3 separate regions of the Mus musculus genome follow, and all the other regions are linked to region 3. Evidence: chromatin loops called from intact Hi-C (ENCODE). Cell type or tissue: left cerebral cortex. All regions are shown on one strand.

Evidence for each region. Peaks named below come from ENCODE experiments on the same cell type or tissue, not always from the same donor. Only the 100,000 strongest peaks of a DNase experiment are listed, where the experiment ranks them.
Region 1: a loop joins it to region 3, with 3 times the contacts of the local background. A loop is called at or near these places in 5 of 42 quality-filtered maps.
Region 2: a loop joins it to region 3, with 2.1 times the contacts of the local background. A loop is called at or near these places in 4 of 42 quality-filtered maps.

What each region holds. Positions count from the first base shown.
Region 1 is chr3:65,598,773-65,606,772 of GRCm38, forward strand. No RefSeq gene overlaps it. Among named protein-coding and RNA genes, the nearest start is that of Gm34924, 22 kb to the left of the region's middle. In left cerebral cortex, no CTCF peak of the experiment used is centred here; DNase peaks (open chromatin) are centred at 4,385 and 5,096.
Region 2 is chr3:65,580,530-65,588,529 of GRCm38, forward strand. Gm34924 (a long non-coding RNA gene) reads right to left here and starts at 321. Exons shown (of 3, transcript XR_375719.2): 1 at 247-321; 2 at 1-117. In left cerebral cortex, no CTCF peak of the experiment used is centred here; DNase peaks (open chromatin) are centred at 1,127, 3,996, 5,137, 5,255 and 3 more places; H3K4me3 peaks cover 682 bases; H3K27ac peaks cover 355 bases.
Region 3 is chr3:65,654,046-65,662,045 of GRCm38, forward strand. It overlaps Mir8120 (microRNA 8120), which reads left to right and starts at 5,243; the gene lies at 5,243-5,381. It also overlaps a transcript of Lekr1 not described here. In left cerebral cortex, a CTCF peak has its summit at 7,874; DNase peaks (open chromatin) are centred at 4,165, 4,934 and 5,330; H3K4me3 peaks cover 1,856 bases; H3K27ac peaks cover 1,365 bases.

The DNA of each region.
Region 1 (8,000 bases), 55 kb before region 3:
CCAGTTTAGGAAACTAGAGAAAGTTCTAGAACTTGCCTAGAGCTCCAAAATAGACTGTCTGACTTTAGTAACAGCGGCTCTAAGCTCCACAGTGGGCCCAGGAGATTAGAAGATAGGAATTCCTCACATATGCCTTTCTTGTTCCTTGACAAATAATCTCCTTTCCTCATGCTGTAGTGACCTCCAACCATACTATGGTTAATATAGTTAGGTCACTGCTACTTCATAGCTATTATCCATAAATGCTCTTATGAATCATAATGTAAATATCTGATGTGTAGGATATCTGATATGTGACCCCTGTGGGGTTCATGACCCACAGGTTGAGAATTGCTCTTCTAGACTGTCCTGATTCCTCCAAACTCAGAAGTTTAAAGCTAGCTTTCAAGTGCACTCGAGAATGACTGCATGGTTAAATTCACTTCTTCACCCATTGTGCTTAAGTCTCAATTAACATAACAAGAATTCTTCATTTTCACAGAAAAGGCCTATTTTAGTCAAAGTGTTTATGAACTGGGCTGAGGATGTAATTCACTCGGTAGACTGTCTGCCTAGTGTGTGTAAAGTCCTTGGTTTGATTCCCAGCACCATAAAACAATAAGGGCAGGCCCGTGATGCCAGAATTTGGGAAGGAGCAATGGGAGGATCAGAAGTTCAGACATGGAGCTAGAGGTCGGTCGGTCTGGGCTACATGAGACACTGTTTCAAAAGACCAAATATAGCATATTATATTTTTCTAACGATTTCTTTTTAAAAAAAATATGAAGCTATGTTTCACTGGGAGTAAAAATAAGGTGCTAGGTAATGTTGGATGCTTTCTGTTCAGAAACAGAGAACTGTTTATTACTTTCCTTACCTTGCGGCACCTAGAAACTGCTTCTGGTAAAAAGCACACAGCCCTCACTTGGCCCACAATGTAACTGGAAGCAGGAAGAAAACCTGGGCTTGACTTTTGCTTTGAACCTGTGACAAACTGTGATTCTTCACTTCCCTCTTAAGTCACCCTGAATTTTAGGAAGAGCAAAAACCTGGCAGGATAGATGCCCCAGCCCCCACAATTAGGACATTTACCCATTAGAGTGAAGCTGCGCCCTTAGTGATTAGCAGCTTAAGAGTTGTCTTTGTCTTAGTTAAGGTTCTGTGAAGAGACACCGTGACCACAGTAACTCTTATAAAGGAAAACATTTAATTGGGGCTGGCTTACAGTTCCAGAGGTTTAGTCCATTATCCTCATGGTGGGAAGCATGGCAGTGTGCAGGCAGACATGATGCTGGAGAAGGAGCTGAGAGTTCTACACCTTGATCCACAGGCAGCAGAAGGAGACTGTGAGCCACGCTGGGCATAGTTTGAGCGTAGGAGACCTCAAAGCCCACCCCAACAGTGACACATTTCCTTCAACAAGACCACACCTATTCCAACAAGGCCACACCTCCTAATAGTGCACTTTCCTATGGGCCTATGGGGGCCACTTTCTTTCAGACCGTGATAATTGTTTAATGGTTTATTGGCGCATCTTGCAGGACTCTTGTTAAATCTACCTGAGACCATGATGGGTCAATGATAAATGAGATGAGGCCTTGACCAAGCTGCTTGATGGTGCATATCCCTTTTGCCCCCTATTTAAACCTAAATCTCACTCTAGTACCCCCAAGATGAACTGGAGGGGGGTCACTGCCCCCTTTTATTTATTCCTTTTCCTGGTGTCATCTCATCCAATAAGCCTTCTTTCCTGTGGCTCCCTCTCTCCTCACAGTCCTTGCTTCTTTAATTAGCATATCAGTTTGGGTGCCCAAGTTTAGCTTGTTGGGGGAAACCATACTTTTGCCCTAAAAACCTCCAGTAATACTTTGAGAATTTACCTATTTCTGTTTCCTTTGTATCTTTCTTCTTTTCCTACTATGCTGGTTAGTTGTGTTTTTGTTTTTGTTGTTTTGTTTTGTTTTGTTTTGCTTTGCTTTGCTTTGCTTTGCTTTGCTTTGTTTTGTTTTTGTCAACTTTGCCTAAGCTAGAATCATCTGGAAAGAGGGAACTTTGACTGAGAAAATATTTCCGTCAGATTGGCCTGGAGACAAGTCTTTGGGGGCACTTTCTGACTAATGATTGTTGTGGGAGGGCCTAGCCCACTACAGGCATTGCCACCCCTGGGCTATGTATAAGAAAGCAGGCTGAGCAAGACATGGGCAACAAGCCAGTAAGCTGTGTGCCTTCATGTCCTCTGTTTCAATTCCTACCTCAGGTTCCTGCCTTGAATTCCTGATATAAATTCTCTCAGTGATCTAAGCTGATTCTACTTTGTAATTCTCTTATGCAGATGGAACTACATTGTATAAGTTCACTGACTTTGAAATAAATCTATCACATGAGTTTGAGCCTCATGTCCTCTCAGATTTGAGCCAGTGATGGTGATAAAAGCAACCCAACCCGACCAATCAAACCGGAGGTGAGGGTGCTGTTGGATAGTTTCCAAAAGCCTTCCTCTATGTGGTTAATTGACCCAGAGGTATTTAAGTGTCTTTGGTTCTCCTTTGAAAAAATTAAATAAGGACATATTTTGTTTTCTAGGCCACACGTATAGTCACAGAGCAGCACAGAACTATTTGTGAAGTGCTCGTAGTCCTTGTCTTTAGTGGAAGAAAGAGAACATGTGTGGCTTTTGTTTACAGCTGTGGGTCAGTGTGGAGTGTTATTGATTTGGTCAACGCTACCGTGGCTGGGCACAACTCCAACCTCCCAGCTAAGGATTGCTGGATCTTGCCAGGACTCTGCATTGAGACAGTGTGTTCCCTTCTTTTACCTGCATTTTCCTCACTGTCTGTGAGGAGAAGCACAGCTTTAACCCCACTTCAATGTGTTTACACACCCACATGCATTTTTCCATGGAGCAAGCAAGGCAAAGAACTCTAAGATCTCTCTCCCTCTTCGGACAAGTGCAGACCAACGGCCCCATCATAATGCTTATTGCTGGTGTCAGGCCGAGTCTGGCATCTCCCTAGTGAAACTAAGTAGCTCAGTGAGAATGAGACATTATCCAAAGCCTGCTTCATTCAGTAAATAGTGTAGTCTTCCTGGCTTCATTCCTTCAGTTCTGGACTTCATCATGCCATAAACCACAGGGTCTTTGTCTGCATGTTACTCTATTAGCTCCATATGTGGAGAACTCATGGAACTCACATGCAGAATGTGTGATGTCAGACCAGTTTACACGAGTCCAAATTTTGTGCAGCTGTTAGACTCAGATGTTCTCCTTCATTTTTTATGTCAGCACCATCCCAATAAACGCACTGATCTTGAGACTGAAAAGCAAAGTGAGGTCTCTGCTCTTGAATGTGTTTCAGAGCCTGAAAGGTCTGTACCACTTTTGTGTGGGTCTCACCAGAGGCTACATCAGAGTGGTGGCTTTCAGTTCTCTTGGAAGCAAAACAAAATGAGGGAGATCAGTGGAAGAGTAGGCGCAGAACGTGCGAGGACATCAGTTCTCAGGCAAATTAGAAACCATTACCTAGAATCATGTGCCCTTGGAAGGAGATCCCACCAGAGGACATCTTCAGTTCCACACAGACACAGCAGTTTCTCTAAAAGACATTGAACTGGTTTCTGACAGTGAAAGGCATTGGCTAATGAGTGTCCCTGACCCCATGGTGCTGAGACTAGCAAGCTTGTTTTGGGTTTATTTTATTGTTTATTTTAAGACAATTCACTATCTTTTATCACTACAAGGGTGGTCAAAGGTTGCCACCCAATTAAAATTACAAGGTATTAAAAGATAAGTAGCCCCCAACATTTATGTGGAATGAAGAACAACTTAAAATAGGTTTTTAAAACCTAAAACTAGGTCTACATATGCTATTTGGACTCTCCATAATGTGACTCAATGTATATAAATGCTGAGAGTTGTAGGTTTTCTGTTCTTCACTTTGGAGAGACCATGATTCTTCATGGTTGGGTAAGGAAACCAAACTTTGGGAATTTAAAGGATGGATGTGGGTGGTGGTAAGAATTGTATGGTCTTATTTTGGGACAGAAAGTAAGATTTGGCTTCACCTTTATTTCTTCTTCTGCCCTTTGTTATTACTTCAGTGACTCTGGCTGTCACTGTCTCCTTCCCTTGTGAGAGAACAGAAGAAACTTGCCATCAGTTTCCTGTCTGAAGGGGGCTTTGGCCCAAGAAGTCCTCTTATAGAATTGTCTGGCTTGCCTTTTTCTCCTCATCATGTTCTGTAGTAAAGGTTTTTGAAAGCCAGGGAAACAAAACTTCTCCAGCTTATCTCCTGAAGACAGAAAACATTCGGTTGCACCACGCTGTGAACACTTTAGGGCTTGAGTCTCATTCCAGAAGCATGGTGAGCTTCGCTACTTAAGATAGAAATTTCCCCGCTGTGTTCCTTCGGCAAGCAAACGGAAGATGTTGTGAGATCCTGAGCTCTGTGTAGACTCTAGCTTTTAATGCTCAGCGGTTGAAACTGCTACGCAAGAAGTCATTCTATTGGGTGTTTGGAAAAGATCCACTGAACAGCATCTTCCTAAATACGGTTGAAAGAAAGCAGGTTCCAAGTTAACAAGGTCAAAGCATGCTTGGAATGAGGCTTAATCAATTGTTTGGAAGCTACCACTTGCTAAACAGAAGGCTGAGGTTCACTGCATTAGTAGCTTCAAGGGTTCCTGAAACCCTCTGGATGTGATGACAGATGTTCAAGAACTTAATGCTTCTTGAGTGTGGTGCTGGTCAGATGTTGTAACTCAAGCCAGGTGAGTCATGTAGCAGCACATGACTGATAGGCAACTTCTGAACATTCTCAGCTAGGAAAAAAAAAATCTGACAATTTACAAAAAAAAAAAAAAAAAAAAAAAAAAAGAGGCCTAGTGGTACTCACAGTCATTCCACAAACACCTCACGTTGTGAAAGTTTCGGTTCTCAGTGAATGAGACCCTTGTGAATGAATGATTTTCTACTCCTGTGACTCATACTACATAAGACTATCTGTCATAGTTCTATTAACAGTCATACTGTGTTCTCTGGGATAAATATATATCCATTTAATGAGGGCATGGAGGAATGTGCAGCATTAAACAAATCTTATAGTAAAAAATACTCCTTGCCATCTGCCTGCTTTCTGGAGGTGGTTTTATTCTTATATTATTGCTGTTTCCTGTATCTTTTACTCTCAACGCCCCGCACTCTGGAAAGATTACTCATCCTTAACTTGAAATAATCCTTTAACTCTTTCACTGCCCAGCATCTTTTAAGCTTCTCCTAACTGAAGGAATGAGACACTCCACAACCAGGCACATAAAATTGAAACATACATAAGGCAATTCTCCCTTTTAAAGCCACCATTGACTTTATGCTGAAAATTACATGTCTGATAGATAACACCTCACTTACTATGAAAATAGCAATTTCAAATAGGTGATCCTAATTTTCTGTCTTTTTCTTCCAGTGTTTCAGTTCTGTATGTGTTATCCATTTTGATACCATCTGCAGCTTTTTAAAGGTTCTGGAGTTCTTAGTTCTTTATTCTTTTGTGTTGCAGGTTGGGAAATTTCTATCTGATCATCTGCAAATTCACTAGCTCCTTCCCTCACTGTTATCAGTAGATGTCCTGGAAGGCCAAACTCCTGGAATACAGGCCACCGACATCTCAGGGTGGGTCAGAAAACTCTAGGATTTCCCCTCCCCTATACTCTATCACTTCACAACAACCCTTTAATGGGTTACAATGGAAAGAAATGTAGGCGCCAGACACTGTCTGAGGGGCAGAGAGAGCCAAGGCTAAGAGAGGAGTTAGGAACAAGGGCACTAAAATATCTGAATCATTTGGAATTTATACAAGCTCTACGTGAAGTTCTGCTGTAAGCCAGATTAGTAGACATGCTCATTAAAGGCTTGTTTTACCTCAGAACCTACTATAGGTACAACCAGGTACCTGGTGTTTAGCCAGAGATTTCAGGTTATACTAAAAGAAAAGAAAAAAGAAAGGAAAAAGAAAGATACACTGTGAAGATATTCAGTAGCCACCAAAGCCAGCTTTAGATATGACATAGATGTTGGAATAACCAAAGAACTTAAAACATATTGATTAACATATCAAGGTCATTACTGGAAAAATGGACAGCATGGACCATCTGGTTAGTAATGTCATCAAAGAAAAAACTTGGGTTGGAGCAATTAAGAGCACTGGCTACCCTTATAGAGGACCCGGTTCCCAGCACCCACATGGTGGCTCACAACTATCTGAAACTCCAGTTCCAGGGGATCTGATGCCTTCTTCTGACTTTCATGGGTACCAGGCACACATGTGGCACATACACAAGAGAACACTCATATACTTTAGATAAATAGATAGATAGATAGATAGATAGATAGATAGATAGATAGATAGATAGATAGTAGATAATAACATTTTTATTAAAGGAAAAAACTACAAACAACAACAACAACAAAAAAGCCCAAAACTAAGGAGACTTTCCAATTTGATGTTGAAAGGAAATGACTCAGTAAAGTACCTACCTCACAAGCATGAAGGCCCGAGTTCAATTCCCCATATCCCAAGTTAAAAAGACAGATGCTGGAGACAGGCAGAGCCCTGTGTTGTGGGCCCGTCAGTCTAACTAAACTGATGAGTTTCAAGTTCAGTGAAAGGTCCTGTCTCAAAATATCAGATGGACAGCAGTTGAGGAAGACACTGAACCTGATCTCTGGCCTCCACATATGTATACGCACGTATACCTATATATACACGCATTACACACATAAACAAAAAAATAGTAGAAGTAATGGGTAAGTGTTTAGATATAAATGTTTGTAGCTACCTAGGGGAAACAATGAAAGTATGGATGTTAAGATGCACTTTCATCTCTAGTAAAGATGGGGGAGGGGTCTCATTTCATGGGAAGTTATCATATTGCAATTCAAGCATGTATTATTCTTGCAATTTGAAATAGTCAACACAAAGAAGGTGAGTCTTACTCATCCATGAGAGAAAGCTCTCTGGGAAAAGATCTCCTTTAGTTCTTATTTTTAGACAGTTCCGGAGTTATTGACACATTGCCTTTTTGTCTGAGTAAAAGACCTCTTGGGAATGTAGCATGGTAGGAGAGTCACCTCTCCGCTAGTGGGAAGAGTTGGATAACCTTGGCCCGTGCAAGAGTGAGGGCGGGGACTGTGTCCCATCACTCACAGCCATTTCAACGTCCACTCTGCTGGGTCCTCGGCCAAGGCTTGGTATATACTCGCTGAATTAGTAGGTTATCCGAAGGAAGTGTCAGTGGCTCTGTGAGGAATCACTGAACTGTAGGCAGTGGGGCAATCCAGCGAGTAATTGATAGGCAATTTCTCTGTTCTTAATGATTATTTTAGAATTTAAACTCCGAGGTTATTAGCCACACAGCAATGCCAAGGAAATTAACCAGACCTATCAAGAGTGTTTTCCCTGGTGGAGACTCTCTCCAAGACTGAAACAGCCGTAGACATTATTCAAGTTTCCTCTGCCTGTTCACAAAAAGAGTCAGGGAGTGACCTTAAAATTTAACCTCTTAGTTTCCATTTTTTGCATTTTAAGTAAAGCTATGTAGTGGCTGGGGCCAGAATTAAGATCACATGGGGGTTGTGATGGCCCATGGCTTATTACTACAAGCTGGGGATACGAAAGAAGAAAGGGATCAACATCTATTGAATACCTGTCTACCTCATGGGCTCCTCACTGCTCACTGAGACACTGTTAGCCCCTGAGCACAAAGTACCTCATCAGCCCCACCACAAGCTGGAAACGGTTGTCAGTATTTAATGGGTGATGAAAGTGGACTTAGCTAACTTGTCTGGGGACGCACAGCCTGAAAAATAGTAGGCCTGGGATTTGGGACAGCTGCACACACCTCCAAAACCGAAGCCTACTCTCAGGCCACTAGACTGGGGCCTGTTTGGCTTATCTAAATGCTAACATGACAGCTGTCTCAAACAGGAGACACCTACATATACATGCATTACACACATAAATGAAAAA
Region 2 (8,000 bases), 74 kb before region 3:
TGGAGCACAGACTTCGTTAAATCCACACTGAAGATTCAGAGGCCAAGGACCCAGGGTCTATGACCACGCCTTCTGCCACAGAAGTGAGGGTGGGAAAGCTATAATGCAGTTGTTTTTCTGTTAAAAGCAGAAATGAACAAAACAAAATGAAAACAGACCCCGAAGGAAAGAACATCTTAAATTCAGTATTGGGGGAGGGGCGGGGATGGGGACCGGGAACGGGACAGATAGAGAGTTAGAACCTACAGCCATTTCTCTGATGATCTGAGTGGCCTCCTCCACCACATTCAGGTTTTAACTTCTTTTAAAAACTGTTTGCTTGTTTGCTTGTTTGTTTGTTTGTTTGTTTCTCGTAACCATGTAGCGAAGCAGAAGGCATCATTTCTCAGAGCAAGTTTAGGTGGATCACAGGGGTTGTGTGTCTTGCCCTGGAGTGTTTGAGAGAGCGCTTCAGTAAACACAGTCTGGGCAGCACCAGTGGCCTTTTCCCTACTCTGTGCTAGCCCCAAGCTTTGTTGCTAATAAAGGACAGGAGCCACCTTTTATTCTTTTTTGTTTTTCTTAACCTTTCTGGTAGTGTCAGGGGGGAATTCCACAGTACAACGGGGAGCCAAGGGCCAGTGTCTCCTGTGAGGAGAACCCAGCAAGGTGGAAGAGCTGAAAGCATTTTCCCACCATAGGGAGTCAGGCTAACTACCTTCATTTTTCTCCATTTACAAAGAGAAAAGAAAATCCTATTCCTAAGGGCATTTGTTCTGGCTCAAGGGCATAGGTTTTTGTTTTGGTTTGGTTTGGTTTTTGGTTTTTTTTCTTTTCTGAAAGAGGAGACTGGCTCAGTAAAACAGCCCAGAGTTGCTACTTTATATAACCAAGATGGCTACCTTGGAGGAAGATGGCTTGAGAAGTCCTCCATGCCCTCTGGGAACTCTACACAGCTTTCCTTACTTAGTAGTGTCAAAAAAAAAAAAAAAAAAAAAAAAAAAAAAAAAAAAACCCGCTCAAGGTAAAAAGCTGAATGGAGATGATTTCACTGATAATATTTTAAGTGTGACAAACAGAATCAGATTGCATAACTAGTGCATTCTAAGCTGAAGCCTTGTTAGATTGCATAACATGCTGGACTAGGGAATAAAGCAGGTAGCCATGGATTCCTGGTGCTACCAAGATGTCTATAAAGCAACACCTATCTGGTAGAGCCATTTCTCAGGCCCTCTGTCTTGAGGCTTCACAGGAGCTCAGCACCCGAAGACTTCTGAAGAGCCTGCTGTCAATGGCGAGCTGCCAAAGTACTGAGTCAGACGTGACACTGCCCACAGTGCAGAGCCCGGTGGTGTTGTGACCCAGAATCCTGTCTCTTGCAGGTGCCTACAGAAATTTGTGGTGTTTATATGTTCTTTAATGGTGGCACACCCCTTTAATCCCAGCACTTGGGAGGCAGAGGCAGGTGGATTTCTGAGTTTGAGGCCAGCCTGGTCTACAAAGTGAGTTCCAGGACAGCTAGGGCTACACAGAGAAACCCTGTCTCGAAAACAAACAAACAAACAAACAAACAAACAAAAAAAGCCTCAAACAGCCCTGCAGTAGTGGCACAGACCTTTAATCCCAGCACTTGGGAGGCAGAGGCAGGCAGATTTCTGAGTTCGAGGCCAGCCTGGTCTACAGAGTAAGTTCCAGACAGCTAGGGCTACACAGAGAAACCCTGTCTCAAAAAAAAAAAAAAAAAAAAAAAAAAAAAAAGCCTCAAAAAGTCTACTGCAGGACAGCAGTTGTTGAATGTCACCTTGCAAATCCCAAGGGAGCTCTGGGTTATTTAAGGTGGTCCATTAGACGAAAACTAGTCCCAGAGCCTTAGAATGCCCTTTATGCTTGTGGCTGTGTCGACACTTGCACTGATGATGTAATAGCAATGATTAAAAAAAAAAGGTAATACCTTTGCACACAAGGAAGTAGGACCAAACTATTAATAGTCAGAGTTCTCCACTGGCACACATTGGTGACATCAACAAACAAAACCAAACAACCCAACCCCCCAACAAGGAGACTAACAAAAAACCCTGCCAAATCCATTAAAAATGTCCCTGGCAAAGCCGTGAAAATTGTTCACCTTAGCCTATAGGAGTAGAGCCTTTTTGTAATGTATATCACAGGAACCCTGCATGAGGTACATGTACTGCATGCTGATGCACACACAAAAAGCATAATATTCGTTGAGTTACAAGCTCAACTATCTGCTTTTGTCACAGATGTTAGAAACTTGGAAAAATGAGAAATAACGTTGAGAAACTATTTTCACTATTTTATTTGGGTTGAGAAAATGTGGTTTTTAAATGAAGACTGTTGCTTATATTAGCGTGAACTAATGAAGTTAAAGTTATTTTTAAAGAAAATCAAATTTGAAGCTTCTGTTTCAATGTTTTATTTTTAAATTACTTATCTTTATTGATTTTGTATTATGTGTATGCTTCTCTGTGTCTGTGTAGGTCTGTGTGTGGGTGTGTATACTTAGATACCAAGCCCGTGGAGACCAGAGAGGGCATTGGATGCCTGGAAGAAGGGCATTGAAAGAAGAGTTACCGATGGTTGTGAGCCACCATGTGGGTGCTGGGAATTGAACTAGGGTCCTCTGGAAGAGCAGTCAGTGCTCTTAACTGCTGAGCCATCTTTCCAGCCCCCTCTTTCAAATTTTAGTCTTTCTATAGACAGAATATAAACAAATGAGAGCCCTTTAGGATCCTCAGTATTTTTAAGACTGTGAAGGAGAACTGCTCAACTAGGAAATGTGATCGCTTAAAGCCACACCTAAGACTACTCTAGTGAATATTCTGACTTTGGGTTCAGATTCAAACTTTACTACATGCTACCTGTTTAATGTCATGGATCAGTTAGTTGTTCCAAACTTCTCTTCCTTCACCGCCCCCCCTCCCCAAAATGGGAATGATATTTACTGTATATATCTCCTGAAGAGATGAGAAAATATATCTGATACTCTTAATTAACATAAGACCTAGTGTCTTGTTAGGGTTTTACTGCTGTGAACAGACACTATGACCAACACAACTCTTATAAGGACTACATTTAGTTGGGGCTGGCTTATAGGTTCAGAGGTTCAGACCATTATCATCAAGGCTGGAACATAGCAGCATCCAGGCAGGCATGGTACAGGCAGAGCTGAGAGTTCTACATCTTCATCTGAAGGCTGCTAGCAGAATACTGGCTTCCAGGCAGCTAGGATGAGGGTCTTAAAGCTTACAACCACAGTGATATACTTCCAACAAGGCCACATCTACTCCAACAGGGCCATACTCTCTAATAGTGCCACTCCCTGGGCTGAGCATATACAAATCACTACACCTAGTAATAATGTTCAAATATTAGCTGACTGAATAATTGTAAGAAGTTCAGATATGAACGGATGCTTTTGGTGGCAAGGAACAGAAATAGTTTTGAAGGTTGGGAAAAGCGAAAAAAAAAAAAAAGAAAGAAAGAAATAGGAAGCAACCTCAGGGTCTACCAAGTTTAACAGAGGTCTAGAACACCAAGGTTGGCAGACTGGCTAAATAGGACTCCTCTGGGAGTTACTGGGAAATATCACTGAAATTGTAACTTGCATATGAACTGCCTGAGATGTCAAGCACATGTAAGAAGCCTCGTATCATGTACATGCTGCTAATCTATGGAGCGAGCTTGAGTAGCAAGATGGAGACCTCCCACCTCCACATTATTGATTCTGAGTCTCCCAGAGGGGGCTGGCTTTCGAACTCTGGGATCGGTAAGGTAAGGCAGCAATAATATGCACTATTGACATTCATTCATTTGCACATTCAATCAATAGGCTCCCGTGTCCTGCTAAATATTTTGCATGCTTCCTGCAGACACTATAAAGGGTCCACATTCTGTTGGACAGGAGGAGCAGGCTGACCTATTTGCTTGTGTCTTTAATGCAATGTGAGAAGATGCTCTGGTTAAGATGTGTACACAGTGTTCTGGGATCCAGGATCCAGGAGTGAGTCACTGCTGACTGAGGTTGACAAGGAAGATGCAGAGAAGAAAAGCTAAGATAGGGTGAGTGTGGGAGGGAAAGAAAGAGTCAAAAAGAGTCCAGAGCTAGACAAAAAGAGGCCTTGAGCTCTATTAAATCACACTACAGTCTGTCTGTCTTTCTTTCTTTCTTTCTCTCTCTCTCTCTCTCTCTCTCTCTCTCTCTCTCTCTCTTTCTTTTTTTTTCTGAGACAGGGTTTCTCTGTGCACCCCTGGCTGTCCTGGAACTCACTCTGTAGACCAGGCTGGCCTCGAACTCAGAAATCTGCCTGCCTCTGCCTTCCGAGTGCTGGGATTAAAGGCGTGCACCACCACCACCCGGCTCACACTTCAGTCTTGATTGCACTCAGAGAGCTTTTAAGAATACTGATGCCTATGTTACCCTAGATTGACTAAATCCTACTTTCTTGAGTGTATGTGTGTGTTTGTGAGAGAGAAAGAGAGAAACAGAGAGAGACAGAGAGACAGAGACAGAAAGAAGGAGGGAGGGAGAGGGGCAAAAGGGGGGGGGGAAGTGTAGTTGATTGAATGCTATAGGGTATCAGGATTTTAGAGCAAGCAATACCATACATAGCCTAAGTTGAGAACCAGGACTATAAATGAGCAAGTGACCGCCCAACTTATTTGCATAGAGCATGCTCTTCAGCACGGATCATGCCTATTCTTCTTAAATGCACTTTTCATGTCAATTTGATATTCAAAATCAGAATTATTTAAAAGCTTTTATGCGCCAGAGGCCATGTGATAGGCATTGGACTGTCACCCCCTGCCCCACCCAGGGGGCTGTGGGTGTAGGCAGATGAAACATGCCCTTTGTTCCCTGGACAGCTGGGTGAAAAGCTTATCCCTGTGAAGTTAAGAGCCCTGGGCAGAGGGCACCTCTTTCACAGGCCACAGGACCTTGGAGTCCCTGAAGAGAGTTGCCTGCAGAGTGTGTGCAGTGCGCATGCCTTTTCCCACCCTCCCTTACTAATGGGGGAACCGAGGGATATTTTTACTTATAAGATGAAAAGATGAACTTTCCACATCGTGACGGCTGGCAGACGAATCCTTCCAACGGAGCTCTACAGTACGATTTTGCTCTGTCTGTACTAGCTTTTTGAAGTCTGTACCCAGCTACTAAAGTGTCATAATTAGGAAGAAAAAAAATCTCTTCTCTCATGCCTCCCCACTAAAGTCCCTGCCACCATCTTCAAAGTGTCCAAATGTTGCTGTGACACGTCTGTGGTTGTTGTTCATCAAGTGTCTGAATTTCAGAGCTGTTCCAAGTCTCTAAAATATGTAGTTAAAAGGGATTCCAACCATGAGACATAAACACAACTAAAATCGGCCCTCCAGATATGTTTATGTGCAGTTCCATCCCCCAGGTTTTAGTCAATAAAATATTCAGCCATTTTTAGTGGAATGGACCAAGCACTTCCTGTAGAGGATACAAGAGAGTGGACACTACCGTTATGCAAACGCAGTGGCCGGCGGTTCCTGCTGTGGACAGACTCAGTGTAGCCTTAAAGCTTTTTTTGAGACAAGGTTTCTCTGTGTAACCCTGGTTGTCCTGGAGCTCACTCTTAATGCTTATTTTTGAGTGTGTTCTGTTTTACAACTTCCTACCCAATACACAGGAACCGAGGTACTCCTTTTCTGAATTAAAAATTTCAGGAAGCCTGGTGTGGAGGGGAGGGGTGGAATAGGGTGGGGGGGGGGGCGGATAGGGGACTCTACCATCCACTCTCCCACCTTCCCCAAGACGGTACCAGAAAGAGGCCTCCTGCGTTCGTCCAGCGACTACAAACTCGCTGGATTAGATCGCTTTCCTAGGTGATAGCCCAGGCTTTCCCCTCAATTGGATGATGAGTAATCACTTGAAAGGAAGAATTTAACACGGAGATCTTCCGCTTTAACGACAAGAACTGGGGTGTATGTAAATTACAGTCTTTCACTTCTCCGGCTGTGCAGATGTGACTCAGAATTCACACCACAGCTAATGCGGAGAGCGAGCTGGCTTCCACGTACACAAGTGTGCCAGCGTGTGGGTGGCCCAGGGCCGCCCTCCCAGGGTTTGAGTCCGCGCGTGCGTGTGTGTTCGGTGGGGGGAAGGGGATGTAGACAAAGCTGACTCCTGACAACTTACAAGAATATGTAACTAGCAAACCGTCTCAACAGCCTCAGCGGTCAAAACCTGCATTCCCTCAGCCTTAGAAAAGGACTGTGCTTAGCAAACTCAGTTGAGAGGGGCCAGCCATTCCAGTGGCTGCGGGATTCTCAGAGCAAGTGCGCCTCACCCAAGGTCCTGCTTGGAAACAAACAAGCTGGCCTTCGATCACAGGAAGGGAGTGGAACCTCCCTCAATGTGTCGGTTTTAATCTTGGTTCTGGGGGACATTAACTCCCTCTTCGTGGATCACTGATTGCTTTCAAAATACCAGGAATCATTATTTTACCTTACAGGGTTATTGTATGCTAGGACTAATTTAGCTAAGGCTTGTAGAAGCCAGTAGATGCTGAATGACCTTATTAGTTCCCCTTTAAAAAGCTCTTTAGCATCCCTGGGCAGCTGATTTGATGAGAAGTGCCTACTTACTGTGACCCTCATGTGTAGTCCTTCTTCGAACTCAACCTCCCAGGGCTTTTTAGTCCCTTTGATGAATAAGTACTGCTTCCAAATGAACCAAACAGTAAGCAGGGATGTGAATTTTGTCTGTGGGAAAAAAAGAAAATCAACCCCAGTGTTCAAGGGGGAAAAATCATGCTAATTAGAAGGGAGACAAACAGTGAGCCTTTTAGAGATGGGACAGGCGAAGGTCTGGCTTTTAAGTGTAACCTAAAGTGATGGAGATTCAAGTTGAAGAACTTGCTCATGTCCTCAAGATCCTTCCCAAGGCACTGTCACCATCCCCTTCCTTTCTCCTCTCTGCTCTTCTCTCAGTGCCAAACAGAACAGCTATAGGCATGAGCCTGTGCAAGACACATCTGTGCATCTTGGGTGGTGCAGCAAGCACAGAGTTCAGGCATGCCCCTCTCTGCTCTGCCATGGCACATTCTGCTCCTTGGAGGGAAGTAATCTCAGAATTACTATACTCCCAGAAGCCAGCCCTCAGCAAAGAGTCTCCTGGACCTCCATGCAATCTCTCTGTCTGTCTCTGGGGATACACCAGGGTGTGCCCAGCTCATTTTGCATGACGGTTTTAAAGCTGCTGTTTATGAGTGTTTTAAATTTTTTACTTAATAAAGGAACCGATGCTTTACAACTGGAGATCAGTTGCTGATTAGCATCCATTCCGCCAACGGTTGTAGCTGCTGCTCATCTTTCCGAGGTCTGTGAGCCCACAGCTGTCTCTCCTCTCCTGTGTTTTCTCTGAAGCAGTGTGTCTCTGCACTTCCCTCCAACTTTGTTTTGGCTTAGTAATTCTATCTTGCTTACACAATTGCTCAGTCTTTATCCTCCTGTTTTTGATTACCAACTGGTGTTTATTTTAAATGCAGTTACTGGCCAATTAAATAGAAATTAGCTACATTTAAAGACAGGATTCCAGCTTACTGTGCCTTTCCTTTCCTTTCCAAAAAACAAAAAACAAAAGCAAAAAAAAAAAAAAAAAAACCCCAAAACAACCTAACACTCATCTTTCTTGAGACAATTCTCAGAATAAACATTCCAAAGACAAAGACCTGTGAGGTGTCAGGGCCCCTTAGGACAGCTACCTGCTGGATCTGTAGCTAAAGGAGTACAGAAAGGATGCTCTATTTGCCCAATAGGAGCCAGAGCAAGCTAGGATGTAACAAGAGCCATTTCCTGTTGTGATTTGGTCAAACCATTTTTGATTCAAGACAGACTCTCCTACCAGAGCAATTCAGGCTATTTCATTGAACAAGAGAACAAATAAATGAATAAAACTTCCTTCTGCCTCACTTTGTTGTTCAGGCAGCTGGAATGAATCTTCCTTTCCACACGAATATTGACCACTACTT
Region 3 (8,000 bases):
TGTGTGTGTCCACAGCAACATTACACTTGAGTCTTTTATCTTTACGTTTTAGTCTTTGTAGGGAACAAGTTCAATGTTGTTATGTATTCCCTCCCATTGCTTTGGAAAACAAGCTCTTTCTTACCGAAAAGCGAAACGTTCCTCCAGTTCTTACTACATCAGGACAGAGAAAACAGTCTCAGACTGTCCTGTGGCTGGGACACAAAGCTAAAGAATTGCACTTTTGAAGATGCCTTTGTGTGGCATCATCATATTAAGGAGTTGGCGCACTAATCATAGCACCCACCATCCCATATTCAGCCAGCCAGCGGGCTAATATGCTGCAGACACTCCAGAACATTGCCTGCATAAAACAGTAGGCTGTAGACGGTTCTTATTAGAAAAATATAAACATTTACATTGGACGACGAAAATGAAATCTAAAGACAAACAAATACTTTTAAAACCAAGTAAGTAAAAAAAAAAAAAAAAAAAAAAAAAAAAAAGACAGGACAAAAAAAAAAATTAAACCATCTAAAGCAATTTAAAAGGTACCATGAGAAATATTTCATTTGGGGAAATGACTTCAGCAACTCTCAAAAAGAAGGTTTCTTCGAGACTCAGAAGTCCATTGTGTCCTGCTGTTTCAGTCCACAAGATTCTCTCCTTAGCGTCTGACTTATTTTCCTGTTAAACAGGAACTGGAATTTGAACTTTGCTCTCCAAAAGCCAAAGGCCAACTAATTTAGGAGACGACTCTCAAAATCAATGATGGTTTCTTCTACTTTCATTAGCTCTGTCTACAGTGATTAAAGGATCTGATTTCCAGATAAGCAATGATCCTGATGGCTATTTTTACAAATCACATTAATTTCGATACTCAGATCTGAGCACCGGCAGCATTCCTGAGGCAAGTCTGGATCCATGCAGCATTCCGACCTAGAGTGCTTTTCAAGTTTCCAGCGGAATCCTGTCCAGATGAGTGATGATACCTTTATTGTAGTAGCCTCAAGGTGTGGAAGTTGTTTCCTATGGCTTAGGTATAGCCCAGCCCCTCCATTTGGTTGAAACATCTGCAAATACTTTGTTCATTTCAGAGACATCCGATGGACATGCTGCCATCTGGACTACTTCCTTTTTCCTTATTGCTCACGTAAAGCATGGACGAGCTGGCAGGCACTCATCAAGAGAGAAATGGGGAAGGCCTGGGGACTATACTGCCCAGTAGTTAGTTCTGAAGGGTTTCCTCTCCCTCTTACTTAATAATTGATTCCCTTAAGCCATTATCACTCACAGGGGGGTACTGGGAAAGCAAACAATAGTAACTGTCTCTGTCCTCAAACAAGGACCAATCGACTAAAGGCTGTATTTGTCTCAACGTGATAAATTATATTTACTTGCTCTTAGCAATGAATCATATTTAAAAGCATCTTTTGTGTATGGAGTTCTACGACTGCTTTAATTCCTCCATATCTCTTATTTTCAGTAGCCACAAGGTTTATGGACTACTTCACTCAAACTCTTTGTTCTGTTTCACATTTTTAAAACTACCAAACCTTGAAAGCAACATTCTACAAAGGCTTTTGTAGATGATAACCATTAACATTTAAAACTCCATGGGAAATCAGTAGTAGTGGTTTATATCTGTAACATCTACCCTGAGGAGGCTGAGGCAGGGGAATTGCCATGAATTCAAGACTTGGGTTGTGTAGCAAGGCCTGGTTAAAAAGGTAGAGGTGGGAAGGGAGTTCTAGAGAAATGGCTCAGTGGTTAAGTAAGAGCTTTTGCTGCTCTTGCGGGGGACCAGGGTTTGGTTGCTAGCATCTTCACTGTGGTCTACAGCTCAGTTCCAAGTAGATCTGATGCTTTCTTCTGGTCTCTGTGGGCACCGGGCAAACACATGGTGCACATATGTACAAGCAGACAGACACTCATACATATAAAATAAATTAAGAAAAAAATGAAAATTCACTAAAAGCATCTCTGAGGAATCTTTGCTTGATAAGCAAACGGTGAACGGTGCGATGCACCAATCAGATCCCTTCCTGTGTTTTATTTGCTTTCGGCCTAAATGTCAAATTACAAAACCGACTCCTTAATTACCTGCGGGAACTATTTTTTTAAAAAAGATGTTAATTCAGTTGGATAATTTTATGTTCTCAGAACATGGCATTAATTCCACATATTTTATATATTTATATCATGCACATATTTTAATAAGTTACATAGAAACTCTTCTTTTATGCTAATTAAATCATGAAAAAAATCAAATTAACTGTTCCTGGAGTTGCTAAGCAATAAATTAAACTTTCAAAAAAAGTAGGAGATTTAAGGTGCATTCAGGGTGTGGCCCATCCAGAAAAGATTGCACAAGGTCCTGTTGGGGCTCATCTGTTTGTGTCTTGTTCCCACAGTTTAAAGTAATCAGGTCACTACATCCCCACACAATAGTCTCTGCCACTCATTGTTTGGACTGTGACTCAATGTCAGTAGGCTTCAGAGATGTTTGCAACAGGAAAAAGAAAATACTTTAAACTTAAGGCAAGCTCAAGGTGCAGCAGGTCATGTATCATGCACAGATAGAATCGTCCGATAGCAGATCCCACCAAGTAGTTCAGCCAAAGGATTGAGGCACACTGACTATCATTCCCCAGTGCAACGCATGGCTCAGACATTGGATTGGTAGCTAAGGCTCTTCTGGTTTGCCCTGTCATTGCTCTTTATTGAACGTTCTACACATACTGTCTTGCCTGGGCGGCAATTCATAATGAGACCTTGGAAGGTGACATCGTTCGATGCACAGCTCCATCAGCCTGGGCCCCTGCACATTTCCAGTCCTAATGCCTTCCTCCCCCTCTTTGCAGAGCAACACTATTAAATGCAATTGGGAACTAAATACAAATCAACCAGCAGAAGGAGCAGATTTGTTCCAGAGGACAAATCACTCTGCTGCAAGCCTCGAGGTGCCTTTGTTCACATTATCAAGAGAGACTTCCCTTGTCGGGAGGATGCAAAAGCACACGTCTCTGTCAGACTGGAGATCAGTTCCTATTCGCCTCCTCTCCAGGTGTCAGCATGCAATCCGTAATGTGAACAACAGTGTAGGATCCTGGCCTTAAAGTGACGACAGAGGACATTAAGAAAAATTAGGGTAGCTATGAAGAGAAGAAAGACAGATAGTATCATATGCTTTTTGTTTTGTATTTTAGATTTGACTTTGAACCCAAAGCTCCCCACCCACAGTGCAAGTGTTCCACTACTGAGTCAAATCCTTGCCCTGCTTTATAATTTTCTAAATGGAAGAGATTGGCTACAGTATCTGCTTTCTGATTCCAGTCAAAATTGGCTAACTGCATTGTCTGACGCTTCCGCTCCATTTCAGAAAGCTCCTCTCTGTTGACTGTCCTTTTCTTCTCAAAGGTCCTCTACTGAGAGCTTCAAAAGGAGACAAGATTTTTACATTTACACAAAGATGTGTGCAAGGCATTAGTATTCCTTCCGTGCTTTGCATTTCAATAGAGACCATTTACACATTGAGCAATCGGTTTTGTCTGCAAGACGCCCAACTTTAACAATCCCTCACACAGTCAGTCTCAATGGATTTAATACATTTCTAATCCTAGATACCCGGGCATGAAGCAGCAGAAAAGTATATCAGGAAGGTCTCTTTCCTTTAAGATTCTATGAATCAAAAGACTGATCAAAAACTTGACTGTAAGTCAAATATTTGATGTAATGATATATTCAGCTTCTTATTCCATAAGTCAGTGCTTGATAAACCCTATCAAATAAAATTGACATCACAGTTTTAAACATTATACTTTTTTAGTTTTTTTGAACAGTTTGTAATAATTGAATATATGCCCTCTTTCTATAAACATCTCAAAGCACCTGTGGTAGGTAAAAGTTGCCGCCGCCCTGGAATGCTGGGAGTCTAATTTACACTTTACCAGAGAGGCATGATTCACTTACTGCAGAGCTGCAATCATCAGAGGGTATCCCATACACATTCATTCATTCATTCATTCATCCAAGATTTTATTTTGATGCTGTGTGCTAGGCACTTAGGTTCGTCTTTACTGAAGTCGCATCACGTGAACTCGCATCACGTGAACGTCACATCTGCAGAAGAGTCTTTCGAAATTCCAGGTTGCGATTTTTCATGGTGTTTAATCCTACTTCATAACTGACTGACCTACCAGTGAACTGCTAGTATACTAAGAAGATGCCTGAAGTACAAAACTGCCAGATACACTACTTAGTCTATGTGTAGATGGTAGTCACATGTCTATAACATAAGGCATTCTTGACGTTTTCCTGGCGTAAATGCTAGCGTTTTAAAATGCTTAATTAGAAGTTTCCGCCACGTATTGTTGAGCCTGCTCAAGATGTTCAAGACCGTGAAAAGCTGAATGTAATGGCCTTGTTAGTTAGAAGCTGGAATTTTTTTCCAGTTCATTGTTCTTTTAAGTAATCCGTTTGTACCCATACGCTTAGCTGAATTCATAATTATTTCCTTTGCTAAACCAGGACTCCAGACTTGAGTGCATAAATTAAATTTCACGCACACATCCGAAGGACTGCTTAGCGAAATAGTATAAACAAATTAAAGGCCCCCTTTAATGATCTTTGATTTCCATGATAGTAGTCTTTGAAGTTACCTACTCGGCACAGTGGTTTTTTCAGTGTGACTAGAAAGCTGCCTAATAGAATCCCGCTTGCTAACTCTGCAGGTTGCGCTTTGTGTGGCTTTCTTCCCCCCACTGCCTCACCACTCCCTTGGAATAGTTCTGACGCCTCAGAAGGCCGGAGCCTGGAAGGGGCAGGACCACCCCAGCTCCTGCCACCCGAATCCCGTGGGGCAGCCGTGGCCACCCGGGCAGAGTCTGCGCCGGGTCGGGTGGTGGCTGCGTGACTGGCTGCACTCCCCACCCCGACGCTGTGGTTATGCAAACTGATCTCATCGCTGTTGCTCACGACACGCGCTTCCCGTCGCCTGCACGCGGCGTAACCAGATGCACGCCCCTGGGTCTCAGAGCAGCGAGCCAGAGCTGCAGATAAACCCGGCCAGGTCGCCACGACCTCCCTCGATTCCCTTTGTCATTCCTCAAGTTACCTCCATCCCGCCCCAAAGGTCACAAGGACAGAAACTTCCCCGCCCGATCCTGGTGCTCAGAGATCCTCAGCCCCTCCCCCTGCCCCCTGCACTCGCACAGCTGCCACCCTGTCCCATGTCTACAGGAGCTCCTCCGGGTTTCGGGATCCGTCCTCCCTGCCTGTTCTGTCCTTGTCGCCGACTTGCGTGTGCCTTGCAACTTCCGAGCCGGAAACTTCCTGGCCGGCTAAGGAGCAGGGCACCCCCTCCGGCTAGAGAAGGCGTCCGGAATAGGATTCCTCCGCGGATTACGCGGCGCCATCGGCACGCAAGGCCAGCCTGGGCGGCCAGGAAGCCCCGGGAGCGCACGCGAGCGGCGGCGGGAGGCCCGGGCTTGCGTGACCCGCCGGCTCCCAGCAGCACGCACTTCGTGCTGGGGGCACAGGTGCTGCAGGGCGGAGCCGCCGTCCACTTTACAACCCGGGGACCGCAGTCACGATAGGTTTGTGGGTGGGGCAGCCAGTTCACCGTGTCTTGGTGTTATCGGAACACCGGTAACCTGGGCAGTAAAACCTGCTCAGACAGATGCATTAATCCAGTCGGGAGCCGGAGCTGCTCTGTCAATAGCAATAAGCCGCAGAAACTTTCTAAGGAATGGGTTAGGCCCAGAGGCACAGTTCACAAGTCCCGAGATGTGCTGACAAAGGAAGCAGAACAAGGCAGAGGCGTTGGGATGCAAGTGTTGCTCATTGGAACAAAACTTCATTTCAGAAAACAGTCGTGATCCTTTGGTCTCATCCTTCCCAGAAGCACTCCCCCCCCCCCCCCCCCCCGTGCGCCCATTGCCATAACTGGAGAACTCTTCATTGTGATGACTCAAAAGCTCAAAGGAAATTAAGGGAACACACAGGTTTTAAGAGTGCTGAATCTAAGTAAACTCTTAGGCAAAATTATGTGACCAAAAAGTGTTTTTCATGCAGCTATTTATGGAGATTTGAAGATTTCAGAAGGAAAACATTGACACCCAGTTTAACACAAAACCACTCCATTAAACTGGAAACGTGGAAAACCTCACACCAATCTCCTTTCTGTAACTTTGACTTTGGTGAACTTGTCCCTTTATTCCCCTAGGGTAGCATTAGGGGCCTATGGTGCCCAGTCCCTCATCTCCCATCCCCTCCACACACGCGCATTACTAAGGAAGCAGGGTTCTCCTGGGCTGGCATTAAGTGAACGTAGTTAATGTTTGCCTTCTCCTGCGCACAACTGACCCCTTCCCTGGATTCTGATTCTCCTCTAGCTATGTAATTAGAAGTGTCCGTGTGTCCGGTCTTGCCTTTCCTGGTCCCAAACACTTGGTCAAGAGTTTGACCAAGTTGGCTGAAGTTGAACCAGTTGTGTCACCCAACTCCTTGCCTTAGTGATGAGGTTAAAAGGCCAGCATGTGACTCAAAGTGTGTCAAGGAAAGTTACTAAGTTACCTAGGTTGGCCTTGAACTTGTGATCCTCCCAACTCAGCCTACTTGTCCTGCAACAACCCTTCTATCAGCTGTACAATCTTGTGGTTTGAACAAGTTTATTTCACATTTTAGTATTTCTAGTTTCCTTTCTCTTGTACTTACTGTTTCAATGAGGCTCATGTAGCCCAGGCTGGCTTCTAATTTGCTGTGATTTGGACTTCCGATCTTTCTGCCTGGACAGGGATGACTCAAATGACAGACTTGTTATACTATGCCAGCTTTATGTGCTGTTGACGATCACTCAATCCCAGGGCTTTTGAATGACAGACAGGAACTTAGCTACATGCCCAGACGGTAGTATTTCCAGCCCTAAAGCTTTATAACTAAGACTCTGATGGACACCGAATGACCCTTCCAATAACTTCTTGGAGCTTCTTTATCAGAACTGGGTGGCTGATCTCATAGAAGAGCCTTGTGGAATTGACCGGAACTGAATCCATCCCTGGACTTGGGAAGCCTAAGGGGTGCTTGGGAATAGATAGGTAGAGATGAGGGTAAAGAGGTCTAGGTTCTGGAACAAAAGGAAGATGGCAGATCAAATGTCTTACTTCCATAGTTTTTGAACACTTCAAAAATTTAAATCCCTTAAAAAGTAATAAATGTGTTAATTCTTTAGCAGCAATGTTAAGGAGTGCTAGCTAGTTGCTCTATATCCTGATGAATTGGGCTACTACAATTATTTTAATAACATCGGATTGATAAGCTGAAAATGATGCTTGGCAATTTTTACTAACAGTTTCCTAGCATGTATTTACGGTGATATAACTATTTTCCTTTATGGGACAGAATTCTATGTGGCTGAGGATGGCTTCGAACTAACTGTGGAGCTGAGTATGATGCTGAACTTCTGGTCTTCTTGCCTCCACTTCCCAAGTGCTGGGATTACAGGTATGAGCCAACACATTGCCATACGTGACATTGGACCTCAGGCATGCTAGGCAAGTACTCTTCCCTACTGAGCCACAACCCCAGCTGACAATTTTGTGAACGGCATTAAGTCTTTAGTAGAGATATACAACATTAGGAAAATGACTATACCTCGTTTCCTGTAAATTTAGTAGCTATCTAAAATCAAATGTACAGATACATACTTCATCATATAAGGGAAAACAGAATCACCTCTGCCAGGCACACATCAAAATAATGTGAATTAAGGTAACTGTGGACATCTCAGAAATGAAAGGGTTTTTTGTTTGTTTGTTTGTTTGTTTGTTTTAGACGGCGTCTTGCTGTGTAGTCCAGGGTGACTTACAGCTCAAGGTTACTCTGCCTCCTAGTCCCAAGGGTCAGAACTGCAGGGTGCATTACCACTGCCAATGATGAAAGGTTTTGTTTTTTGTTATTTTTCTATGTATAAGCAACTTCCTAATTTTTGGTTTAGGGTTTTTTTTTTAAATCCATGTTTG